2 separate regions of the Homo sapiens genome follow, and region 2 is linked to region 1. The links are chromatin loops, found by intact Hi-C in ENCODE. Cell type or tissue: heart right ventricle. All regions are shown on one strand. Links, peaks and the distances in the headings refer to the core of each region. The heading gives the core; the rest is flanking DNA.

What was found. Peaks named below come from ENCODE experiments on the same cell type or tissue, not always from the same donor. Only the 100,000 strongest peaks of a DNase experiment are listed, where the experiment ranks them.
Region 2: a loop joins it to region 1, with 2.1 times the contacts of the local background. A loop is called at or near these places in 12 of 110 quality-filtered maps.

The regions. Positions count from the first base shown.
Region 1 is chr3:167,933,711-167,939,585 of GRCh38, forward strand. No RefSeq gene overlaps it. Among named protein-coding and RNA genes, the nearest start is that of GOLIM4, 160 kb to the right of the region's middle. In heart right ventricle, for the core only: no CTCF peak of the experiment used is centred there; a DNase peak (open chromatin) is centred at 2,491.
Region 2 is chr3:168,021,352-168,027,226 of GRCh38, forward strand. It overlaps GOLIM4 (golgi integral membrane protein 4), which reads right to left. Exons shown (of 16, transcript NM_014498.5): 13 at 3,577-3,744; 14 at 3,175-3,243. Among named protein-coding and RNA genes, the nearest start is that of GOLIM4, 72 kb to the right of the region's middle. In heart right ventricle, for the core only: no CTCF peak of the experiment used is centred there; a DNase peak (open chromatin) is centred at 3,335; H3K27ac peaks cover 4,328 bases.

The DNA of each region.
Region 1 (5,875 bases), core at 600-5,599:
AACCACAAAACTAAACTCTCTACCTGAGGCATCAGATTTCCAGCTAAAACTAGTATGGATTCCTTTGATCTTCCATTCTTGGAATCACACATTTAATTGCCACATTCAGAAAGAAGTTCTTTCTCCTGATTAAAAAAAAAATCAAATGAACTACACTTAGAAAAAGGCCATATGCAAATTGGAATTAAATACAAATAATACGAATTTTACTTCTGAAACATAGCTAACAATGTTACATTGCAAAACTTTAAATTTTGAATTAAAAAGTAAAACAACACATTACAAATATTTAATGCTTATCTATTCTCAGATTTTAAAATAATTGTGGGTTCTAATTAACAGAATAACTTTAAAATATCACACATGACTAGTACACAGGTGAACCACACACAAATCCCCCTCATAAATGCAAGTTCAACAGTATCCATACTGATCTATGTCCTATCAAACATGATGAGTTCAGTGATCATGAGCTTGGATACCGTGGTATGTCAATTGTGATAATGGTTTCTAAATGTTTACTCCCATTTTCTATACTTTTTTGGCATTATTTTGCTGTAAGCTGGTAATCAACAGTTTGCACACTGGCATCAAATGCAAAGCCCACTTTGACACTTAATCATAGTATCATTTCAAATGTACCACATCGAATGTATGAGTTGGGGCTCTCCAGAGAAATGGAACCAAGAGGATCTATCTATCTATCTATTGAGATTGAGAGAAAAATTGCATTAAGAAATTGGCTCTCTCAAATAATTATTGTAGGGGACAGAAAGTCTGAAATGTGCAGGGCAAGTCAGGAGGCTGGAGATTCAAGTAAGGGTTGATGTTGCAGTCTTGAGTCCAAAGTTCTGGAAACTCAGGCAGAATTTTTATGTCGTAGCCTGGAGGCAGGATTCCTTCCTCTCTGAGAAACCTCAGTCTTTGCTCTTAAGTCCTTCAAATGATTGGATGAGGCCCTCCCACATTATGGAGAGTCATCTGCTCTACTCGCTGTAGATGCTAATTTTGTCTAAAAAAATACCTTTATAGAAACAACTAGACTAGTGTTTACTAAACAACTGGTCACCATAGTCTAGCCAAGTTGACATATAAAATTATCCATCACACTGAGTCAAAGAACCGTCTTGAAACAAGTATGTGGGAGCTCTATTTCTAATAGTCAAGCCAGGAAGCTCCAGAGTAAGAGTCTGTGATGGAATCTATGTTCTGCTACTTCAACTTCATTCAAGCTCAGTTCAACGACTGGAACAAAACTAAAACAAAGACTGAGAATTCATAATGAATTGGGAAACAGCTGAATATACAGATATTAAAACAAAAAAGTCCACAAAGAGTATCAACTTTTTCCATTGTATTTCATATTTTAGAGTATTCTAAAAAACACACTTGTGGATATAATGTAAAAAATATTTCCCATTTGCACATGATCTAGCAAATTATTAACCTTAAAAAACTTTACCAATATTTTTCCCATTAAAATACATTTACTTTCATGCTACAAATATCTGTTTTTCTGCTACAATGTAACTTTTGTCTGCATTATTATCTTTCATTCTATGTTTTCCAAAAAAACTTTGTATAAATTAGATTTGTTAAGCCATTATTATTATTTAAAACCTAATATTGGCTGGGCACAGAGGCTAATACCTGTATCCACAGAATATTGGTAGGCTTAGGCAGAAGGACTGCTTGAAGCCAGTTGTTCGAGACCAGCCTGGGCAACAAAGTGAGACTCAGTCTCTATAAAAGATAATTTAAAAAAATTAGCTAGCTGTGACAGCATGTGCCTGTAGTCCTCTATACATGGGAGACTGAGGCAGGAGGATTGCTTGAGCTGAAGTTTGAGGCTGCAGGGAGTCATCAACAGGCCATTGTAGTCAGGTTTAGGTGACACAGGGAGACCCTGTCTCTTAAAACCAACCAACCAACCAACCAACAACAATTAAAAAACCCTAATGTTGTTTTTTATTTCAAGAAGTGTACCCTGGTAGGCTTTTCATTTATCCCTTAGCAAAGCCCCTAAACTCACCTCACAACTATCCCGTAGCAAAATTCACTAAGAAAATTATTTCTTAGGTTTTGAATATGTTTTGAAACATATATTTTAAAAATATTTTCTTTAAAATGTTTTTTCAAAGAGAAAATCTGACTGTTTCAGCGTCTTTTTCCCATCCTGCATGAGAGAGACCAACATTACCTTTTTTAAAGGCTTTCAAGCAGAGATTACGAAGGATTCTTTCAGAGAAGAGAAGTTGGTAGCAGCCCTTGGGAGAAAGAGAGTCCCTGGATTCCAAATGAGAAGGTAATTGCAGGTTTTGTGAGAATTCGGAATTTATATCCCGTTCGCTTGCTAAAATCATGGAGGGTAGCAAGATTGCAGGAAGCACAGTGCCATGATGAACCTAGGAAGCCTAGACTCAAGACGACAAGGCTCTGAGCCTTGGCAAGGACACAGCTTGTCAAACCTTGGCAGAGATGCAGAAGAGCAGATTGCCTCCAAGGCAACATGCAAGTGTATCAGTGATCATGCCAGGGGAAAGAAACCAGAGGGACCTTGCCAAATTTTGTGGACCTCATTAGCTTCCCAGGACCTGTACGCAAACCTGACAAAGGACAAAGCAGCCAGTGATTAATAATATTGAGTTATCTCCCGTTTTGTTGACCAAATAGGGACTCCATGCAGAAATATGACTTAGAGAAATAAAGAGCTATAGAATTTGCAAGTAACACTCACCACACACTCAAATTTCCAAAGAGTAACAGCTAGTAAAAACGTTTCACATTCAGGTGATTTATAAAAGGTTTTTGATGCTATTGGCTTTGTGACAAGCAATTTCAACACACCCAGCTTCTAGACAAATCTTCGTAGTATTCATTCAATTATTTGCTCATTCATCAAAAGTATACTGAATTCCTTCTATGTACTAGGAATTGTTCTACATGCTGTTGATACAGCAGGGAACAAAATAGACAACAGCCGCTGCCTCCATGAAATTTCTATTTTAGTGGAGACAGAAAGAGACAATAAACTAAGGAAGTGTAGCTCATAGCATATTAGAGAATAAGTCTTAAATAAAAAAATAAAGCACTAAAGTGGAATCTGGGTTGTTGTCTACACGTTTCAATTTCAAGTGGGGTGGTCAGGGAGGAGTCCATTAGAAGAAGACTTTTGAGCAAAGCCTTGAAGGAGGTAAGGAAGCAAGCAATATGAATATCTGGAGGGAAACTGACCCAGGCACAGAGAACAGCAAGTATAATAGTCCTTGTTTGGGGAGATTTCCGCAATGTTGGAGGAAATGCAAAGCGGTTACTGTTGGGAGCAGAGTGAATAAGGAAAGAATAACTGAGGATGAAACCCCACAGGCAATGGAGGGCCAGATTATCCAGGATCTTTTAAGCCATTGTAATGATTCTGGCTTTCACTCTGAGTAAGGTAGAAGTGATTGGAGGGTTTTGCGCAGAAGAGTGACAGGATTTGACTTATGTTTTAAAAGGTCATTGTGGCTGCTGGGTTGTGAAGATACTGCAAAAAGTATTTTTCCCGCACAATGTCCAGCTGCAAGGAAGTAAAGTAATTACACAATAAAAGGAAGTTTCATGACTTAATTCCTTTTCTTCCCTGTTATTAAGTAAATAGTTAATGTTTATTCAATAAATATTTACTACAATTATGGATCCATTTCTTTCTTTTTCCTTTCTGATCCAGCAACACTGCCATTATTACCACTACCACCCAGATACAAATGTCATAATCTGGAAAATGGACCAGAGTGGCCAATGGAAGACTTCCTAAACATCAACCATATTTACACTCTTTAATTGGTTTTATAGGGACTTGGCTCTAAAATAACTGCTTCTGCAAGATAATGATGGTATCAGAAGTGTCCTGGAAAAAAAACCCATGCTCTAGGTTGTGGTGCTATCAGTGTTTACTGATGTGTCAGTAATACTGCTCACTGATTCCTTTTCTCTTTTATCAGTAAGTTATTAACTACAATGAGCAAGCTGTTCAAATAAATATGGTATTTTTTCTTCCTCTTTTTTCTCTTTTTATAACTAGAGTCACGAATATAGATATTTACTCATATTAATTTAATTTCTCAAGATTGTGTGTGGGAGGCAGCTAAAGCAGCACTAGAGGGAAATTTGTAGTGTTCAATGCTTGTATTAAAAGAAAAACAATATCTAAAATCAATAATCTAAGTTTCTTCTTCAGGAAGGTAGAAAAATAAAAGCAAGTTAAACATAAGAAAGGCTGAAGAGAACAAATGTATTTAATATATGTGTGTATATAATATACATGGATTATATATAAGGTATTTTATATAATGGTGTATATGTATTATATATGTATGTGTGTATAATATACATGGAATATGTGTGTGGGGGGCTGTGGGGATGTATACACACACACACATATATATATATATATATCCTATCAGTCTGTTCCTCTGGGGAACCCAGACTAAAACTCATGGATTACATATAGATTATGCTAATAAGTATGTAATATATAGTTATAGAATACATAATATGTCATTTATATATCATGCAAATATATATGTTTGTGTTACATATATATGTAGCATAAATTATATATATAAATATGTATATTTATATATAATATATAATATATTATATATATTTATATATAATATCTAATATATTATATATAAATATATATATTATATATATTATATTTTATATATTTATATATAAATATAAATTTATATATATTTATATATATTATATATATATTTATATATATATTTATATATATTATATTTATATATAAATATATTATATATATATATATATAAATATATTTTAAAAATAAGGAATTGTCTCACAGGTTATGAAGCCTGAGAGGTCTCATGATCTGCAGTCAGCAAGCTGGAGACCCAGGAGAGCCAATATTATAGTTCTAGTCTGAATTCAAAGGCAGGAGAAGACTGATGTTTCAGCTCCAAGACAGTCAGGCAGAGTGAATTCTCCCTTACTCAGCATTTTTGTTATACTCAGGCCTCTAACACATTGGATGAAGCCTACACACAATGGGCAAGGCAATCTGCTCTACTTGGTCCACCAATTCAAATGTTAGTCTTTTCAGAAATACCCTCACAGACATACTCAGAACAATGTTCACCCAAATATCTGGGCACCTCCATGGCTCAGCCAAGTTGAAACACAAAATTAACCATTAAACCATGTTTTATTGAACAATCTGCCCAGAATAGTAAATGAAATCATAGTCATTCAACAAATTTGATAAGTATTTAGTAGATCTTATCATGGATGTGTTCCCATTGTAGTCTCTGGGTTTAGAGTAGTGATTAAAATGGATAAAACCCCTGCCTTCATGGAGGTGACATTAAGAAAGGTAGTTCATATTTCATAGGCAATGACCTTCCTTCAAATGGTCTGTTGAAGAATCTCTAGGCCTTTGCAAAGTTGTCTCATTAGACAGCATCCAAGCATTCTAGCAATTTAGTCAATTCGTCAACAATTACTTGCTGAATGAATGAATGTTAACCATGTTCTTCTTTTCTCATTTCTGAGGCCTGTGTTGTATCTGTGTAGTCACATGAATGTGTCTTACATCTGTGAACATCCAAGGCTCAATGCTGACCCAGCTCTTGATGGTCACTGCTGCCATCCTCTAAGATCCTTGAAAGGCCAAAGGGATCTTGGTTCCCTGGAGTCCTCAGATTAGGAAAGACATTCTATATTTCATGCAGAAGTGGAGATGGGTAGATGGGGTTTGAGTGCACACTCCCCAACTCTCACTCTTTGATGTTATGCTATGAAACACAGGTAAATAGAAAGGGCTGATTCTTTCCAAATAATTTAAAGAGCTGTTATTATAGGTTTA
Region 2 (5,875 bases), core at 634-5,633, 88 kb after region 1:
CAAGAGAGTTTCTTCCAATCGAAAAGCTTCTTGGCCAGGCATGGTGGCTCACACCTGTAATCCCAGCACTTTGGGAGGCAGAGGTGGGAGGATCACCTGAGGTCAGGAGTTCAAGACTAGCCTGGCCAGCATGGTGAAATCCCATCTCTACTAAAAATACAAAAATTAGCCGGGTATGGTGGCAGAAGTCTGTAATGCCAGCTACTCGGGAGGCTGAGGCAGGAGAATTGCTTGAACCCGGAAGGCGGAGGTTGCAGTGAGCCGAGATCACCTCATTGCACTCCAGCCTGGGTGACAGTCAGACTCTGTCTCAAAAAACAAAAAACAAAAAACAAAAAAAAAAGAAAAGCTTCTTGACACGGTGATTCACAGGCTGGTAGTCTCATGTAGGTGTACGTACATATTTGGCCAGTGAAGGTGAACAAATGCCTTGTACTTATTCTCTTCTGCATGTTCAGATTAATCAGTTTTCAGTTACACTGAGGGAAATTAAAGTATTCTGATTTCTTGGTCATTTAATCTATATATTTTTGAACATGTAAGTAATTTTAAAGCTTACACGGCACTTTTTGGCAATGCCATAAATTGTCTTGTTTGCTTACAAGGCGATAAAACGTTTGGAATGTAAGCAACGTAAGGAAGGGATCATGCCTTCCATTCAAACAATCCCAAACAAGAAACAAGAAATGCTTGTAAGTCTTAGAAAGATAACACTACTGCACTAAGATAAAAGAAGGCAGAGTAGTATAAATTTCCTAAAATCATACTTCTTTTGGGTCCTCTTAGAGGCCAAGTCTGTAAGTTTGATGGGCTATACCTCTGAACAGGTGTGGCCCAGGCAAGAGGCAATTCTTCCCCAGGAGGAAATGCTGACAGAAATAAGTTTGTGCGCTGGAGAGGAAGGGAAGCGATGGCAGCCACAGGCCTTGCATTCTAGTGGTTAGCTGGGGCAGCTGCAAGACTCTAAGGTTAAATGGAGATTAAAAAAAAAAAAACAACAACAACAATAATGCACAGTTCCACAACATTTCATGGTTTTTCAGAGTGCTTCCACCAATGAGGTTTCATACACATATGCACTTATAAACAATGCAGTATGTGTTTCCATATTCTATGTTCCCCTTTATTTTTCTCATTTTGCCATAGTCTGACAAGAACTTTGTCTCTATCACTAGTGCTTAAATGGTATTTGGGAACCACTCTTCTCCTCTCTCAAGGGAAGACCTGGGAACGATGGACAGAGGTGGGAAGATGCAAACATTAATCATCTCATAACCACACACAAAAATACAACACAACATGAACAAGGGACACTCGGGGGCAGAGAGGAAAGTTTACACTGGGAAGAAAAAAAGGCACGTGGGACTTCCACTAAGAGCACATGGAGCAACAGTTCTCAGTGATGGGGTGGTAACCTGGAGCACATGCTGGAGGAGGCCTGAACACTGCTTTAAGAATTTTTGGCAGGGAACCAGGTAAACCGAATTAGGACCTGGGGCCAGGTGCAGCAAGAGGAAGAGTCCTGTCAGTCCAGCAGATCTGAAGGGGATGACTGGTGGGATGAGGAGCAGTTGCTGAGTTTAGGCAGCACTCAGCCAGGGCAACCTCCTCTGTCTTAGCACCATTTCTCCTTTCCTCTTGCCTCTTTCTTCTCTTTCTACTCTTGATTCCTCTTGGATCTCAGGATTTCTCTCCTGTACCTTAACTGATCATAATATAAAATTGAAAAGGAATCAGTAAACACTGGTTAAAATTTTATGTTTAATCTTCTGAATTTTTAAAAAAGAAGCCAAGGTGAACTTTTCTCTTTTAATCCCTCAAAGATTCCTAGTATTGGACATAATAAAACAAAGTGGTATTAGTCTAGACATCCTGTTATATGAGAAGCCTGGATGAATATCTTTTTCTTGCCCAATGTCTTAATATTCAAGGTCACTATTTTCTCTGCTGCTCTCTTTCTGACAAGACAGCCAAGGGTCTTGATTAGGATGAGAAACCAAAGAACAAAAAGATCAAGCCAGTTAAAGTGCATGTTATTAGAAATGTTGCCAGTGACCTTAAAGAGCAACATCCTTTTCTGTTTTCCTGGTATAAGCACAAATTTTATCATCAGCTCTGAAAAGCTTACAAAATCAGTAAGAACAAGAAAGCAGACCTAGTCGAGGGAACTGTGTGTGTGAGAGCACAGCTCATGATTTCTGCACAGGATCTCCAGTGATGGGGTGTGTCTGTTCAGTCTGCCATATGTCCATCCTCCCATGGGGTTCCCCATAGGGATAAAACCACACATTTGCAAGACACCTGGCTGAGAAGCAGCTCTGAACCAGGGTTTTAATTTGGGAACTACTTACTGGTCCATAATGAGACTAAATACAGGGTCTTGGCCTAATTTGTATCAGACTCTTAAATATTGCAGTTGTTTATGCAGCGGAATGCTGTGATAAAACGGCTACAACAAGCAGCATTCACCAATTACACCACATGCAGCACCACAATAATCAACTACACCGTAAGCAGCACCACAATAAACGCTACTTATATCTAATTAACAACAAGATGCCCGAAGTTTACAATGAAAAGCAAACTAAAATATTAAGAAACTCTATCCAAATGCATTTTATTCAGCTGAGCTCTTTACATCTTTTTCCTCCTCTTTTATTGTTAAATTTAATTAAGATACTGAATTCTTAAGAAGGAAGAGGCCAGAAGGAGAGACTGTAAAATTTACAAAAATGTTTGGAGGGTGTTAAGTGGATTCCGATAGACACTATGGGGTATTCCTGTGAGGTAGGCACTGGGGAGATGCCTGAAGAGAAAGTTACAGGGGCAGTCCAGATTCCCTCAATGTGCAGAGGGAGAGAGGAGAAAATATTCTTACAAAAGATTGCACAAATCTAAGTCCACCATTCCTGGAAAGCCAAATGCCTTCTTAATTCAAAATTTCAGGTGAGAACCAAAGAGATGGATTCTATTACCCTGCTTTTGTTATCTTCTAACCAAATGTCTCCAGTGCCATGATCCATTTTTGCTTTAAACCACCCTTTCTTATCCTGCTTAAATTTTTCTGAACATTTCTGTGGAAGGCATGTCAAAGTCAATACTGCTGAGGTTTGTTTAAGGTTAGTGTGTGTGACAGACCAATCTGATCAGTCTCTGGGATTCAATCCTTACTACCTCCTCTTCTGCCTCTTCCTGGTACTGTTCATCAACATTGTCCTCCTGCTGGTCTGGATTTCCTGCCATCTGTTGGAAACAAAAGGGCAGGTTCATGTTACTGTACATCAGAGATGCCTTTTACACAGTACTCTGGGACAAAGAACAAGCATGCCACCATGAAAAGGGCACTTTCAAAGCGTCTGTGGCCAGGAAATGATGAGTAATCATTCCCAATACAAAGCCCAGGATGTCCGTTACCCTCTCTCTCAGAGTACAGGCATATCATGTCATAAAGTGGCCTAAAAACCACCGAAGTGGCAAACCTTCCGTCAATGTGGAATATGACTAACCTTTTACATAAACCAGATGTTTCTTAAAATAGCCCAGTTAAATCCACCCTTCCTCGTGGCATCTGCTTACCACCAAATGTTCCTCCACTTCTGTATTCTCTTGCTTTTGATTACTTTGTTTTTGCTCTTCATTTTCATCTGGCAAATTTTCTTCTCTCACTTGCTCGGCTTCTTCAAATTCATCCTCACCTTGATTATTAGGGTCATCTGCTGGGTTTATATCTTCTACAGCTGCCCTCTGTAAAATTTTAATAAAAAGCAACTATCACTTCAAAACTGAGGATCAAGTTTAATTTCATTTGAAAAGGCTGCCCACTGGCAGAAAATGAAATTGTCCTTCCCTCAATTGTTCAGATCTATCCTTGCCAAGACTCACAAGAATCAAGCATCACACTGTCAAAAGAGAAAACTCCTGCTTTACTTGTCAGAGGCTTGATGAATCAGAATGAGGTTCAAATAGCACTTCTTTCCTGCAAGTGATTTCAAAATAGTTCTCAAAACTCTACTGACACAAGTAATGTGAACAGAACTGAATAAACAAGAAAATAATTAATAAAAGTCAGAGGACCAAGTGACAAAAAAAATACTAATTTAGGTGGGGGATTTAGATGGGCAATTAACTCTTTTTGCTATGTTGATTTTTATAGTAACTTCCCTGTGCAAGCAATTTTTAACATGTCAGCAGGTGAAAAGTTGTTGATGGGAAAGAAGGCCCATACCAGAAAGGACCCATAAAAAGGATACGAAAAGGAGACAAGAAAAAGGCTAATTCAAAAGGAAATGGTCATTTTCTAGTATGGATCCAATTTCTTTATTAACAATCATTCCCATGAAACAGAGAGATGCTGAACTGGCGAGGGATGGGAGTTAAAAAGGGCTGAGCTACCCAACTGCCCAATAGGGCAATATATTATGAAAAATGTCCTCCCAACTCATCTCCCAAATTACTGTGCTCAACAAAGGCCCTTCATATTATCAACTTTAGAATTATTTCAATTTTCCACTTAAGCTCCCAAAGCACCTTCCAAATAATACACATCCTAATAAAGATTTAGATTTTAGAGCCTGAGATGGAGAGGAACAGTGATGCTTGTCATGAGCTTCCCCAATCACTCGCAGGTCATCAATAGGACACTTACTAAGCTGTAAATGCTTCTAAGAGACAGTAAAGCCACAGAGTAGGATTTGGTCTCTATCAGTATTCTCCAGACAAGATTCTACTTCAATTCACTTAGGAGTCTTGAACATGTTTGAGAGTTCACTGCCATCTCAGCTGATCTATTATCTGCACATCCCTGGCCATGAATGTTACTCCAGTGCAAATGACACTATTCTTGGGAACGTAGAGACTACCAAATTACCACCTTCACACTAAACTCTAATTACTCCACAATCTCTTGTCATATGGATTTTCTTTAGTGCACTATCAAAAATTTGTATGGAATTACAGGAAAAATGTAACATATTCTTTTCAGAAAAAAGTACCAAATATCTTTTGCAAACGTTCATAAAATTGACTAGCTCAACTCCGACCACGTAACAGGTATGAATTAGCAGGCACAGTTGTTACGTTCAAATAAAACAGAAAGAGAGGAACAAGTGGGATTAACCATTTCTAATTAAAAGGAAGAATGGTACAAAGGCCAATGTTTCCCAGCATGTTCCCCAAAACAAACAAACAGATGACAGGAAAGTAAAGGATCATATAGTCAAGAAATCAAAGCCTACAGCAGTTCCCAAACAAGTGACTGAAATGCCCTTCCTCCCACCCCATGCACATTTGCAGGCCTTTGTACACTTGCTTTCTTGCTCTCTCCTGGATAGTCTCTTGCTCTCTCATATGTTTCTGCTCTCAAGTATTAGCCTTTTCCTGAAAATATTTCAGGACTAGGTTCCCTGGAGCATATTTTCAGAAATCTTGATGCAAGGAATGCCAGGGAAAGGTGTTCTGCCACATCTCAGTGCAAGTTAAGTGGAAAAGCTGTTTCCAGCAAAAGGGCTTTAAGTAGCTAGCAGGATGACTTTCTTGATGATTAGCAAGGACATGGGTCCTCCTTTTAATCAGGGCTCATGTGACATAGCACAGACCGACTGTTATAAACATGGTAGTTGATCTATTAGCAAGAGATGACAGGGCAGCTAAAATAAGCTGTAAAAATCATCTACGCATACACGCAGGAACAGACTCACTAAACATTTGCTTGCTTCACTTGTAGGCAGGGCCAAGGATCTAGCCCACCCAGCTGAACTAGAGGTCTCAGTCTTTTTTGGTAAACACAAACAACAATGCTGGTTATTAGATGTCTACCTACTTATATTATAAATTTTCTGTACCATTGCATACCTGAACAACTCTTCATGTCTCAGAC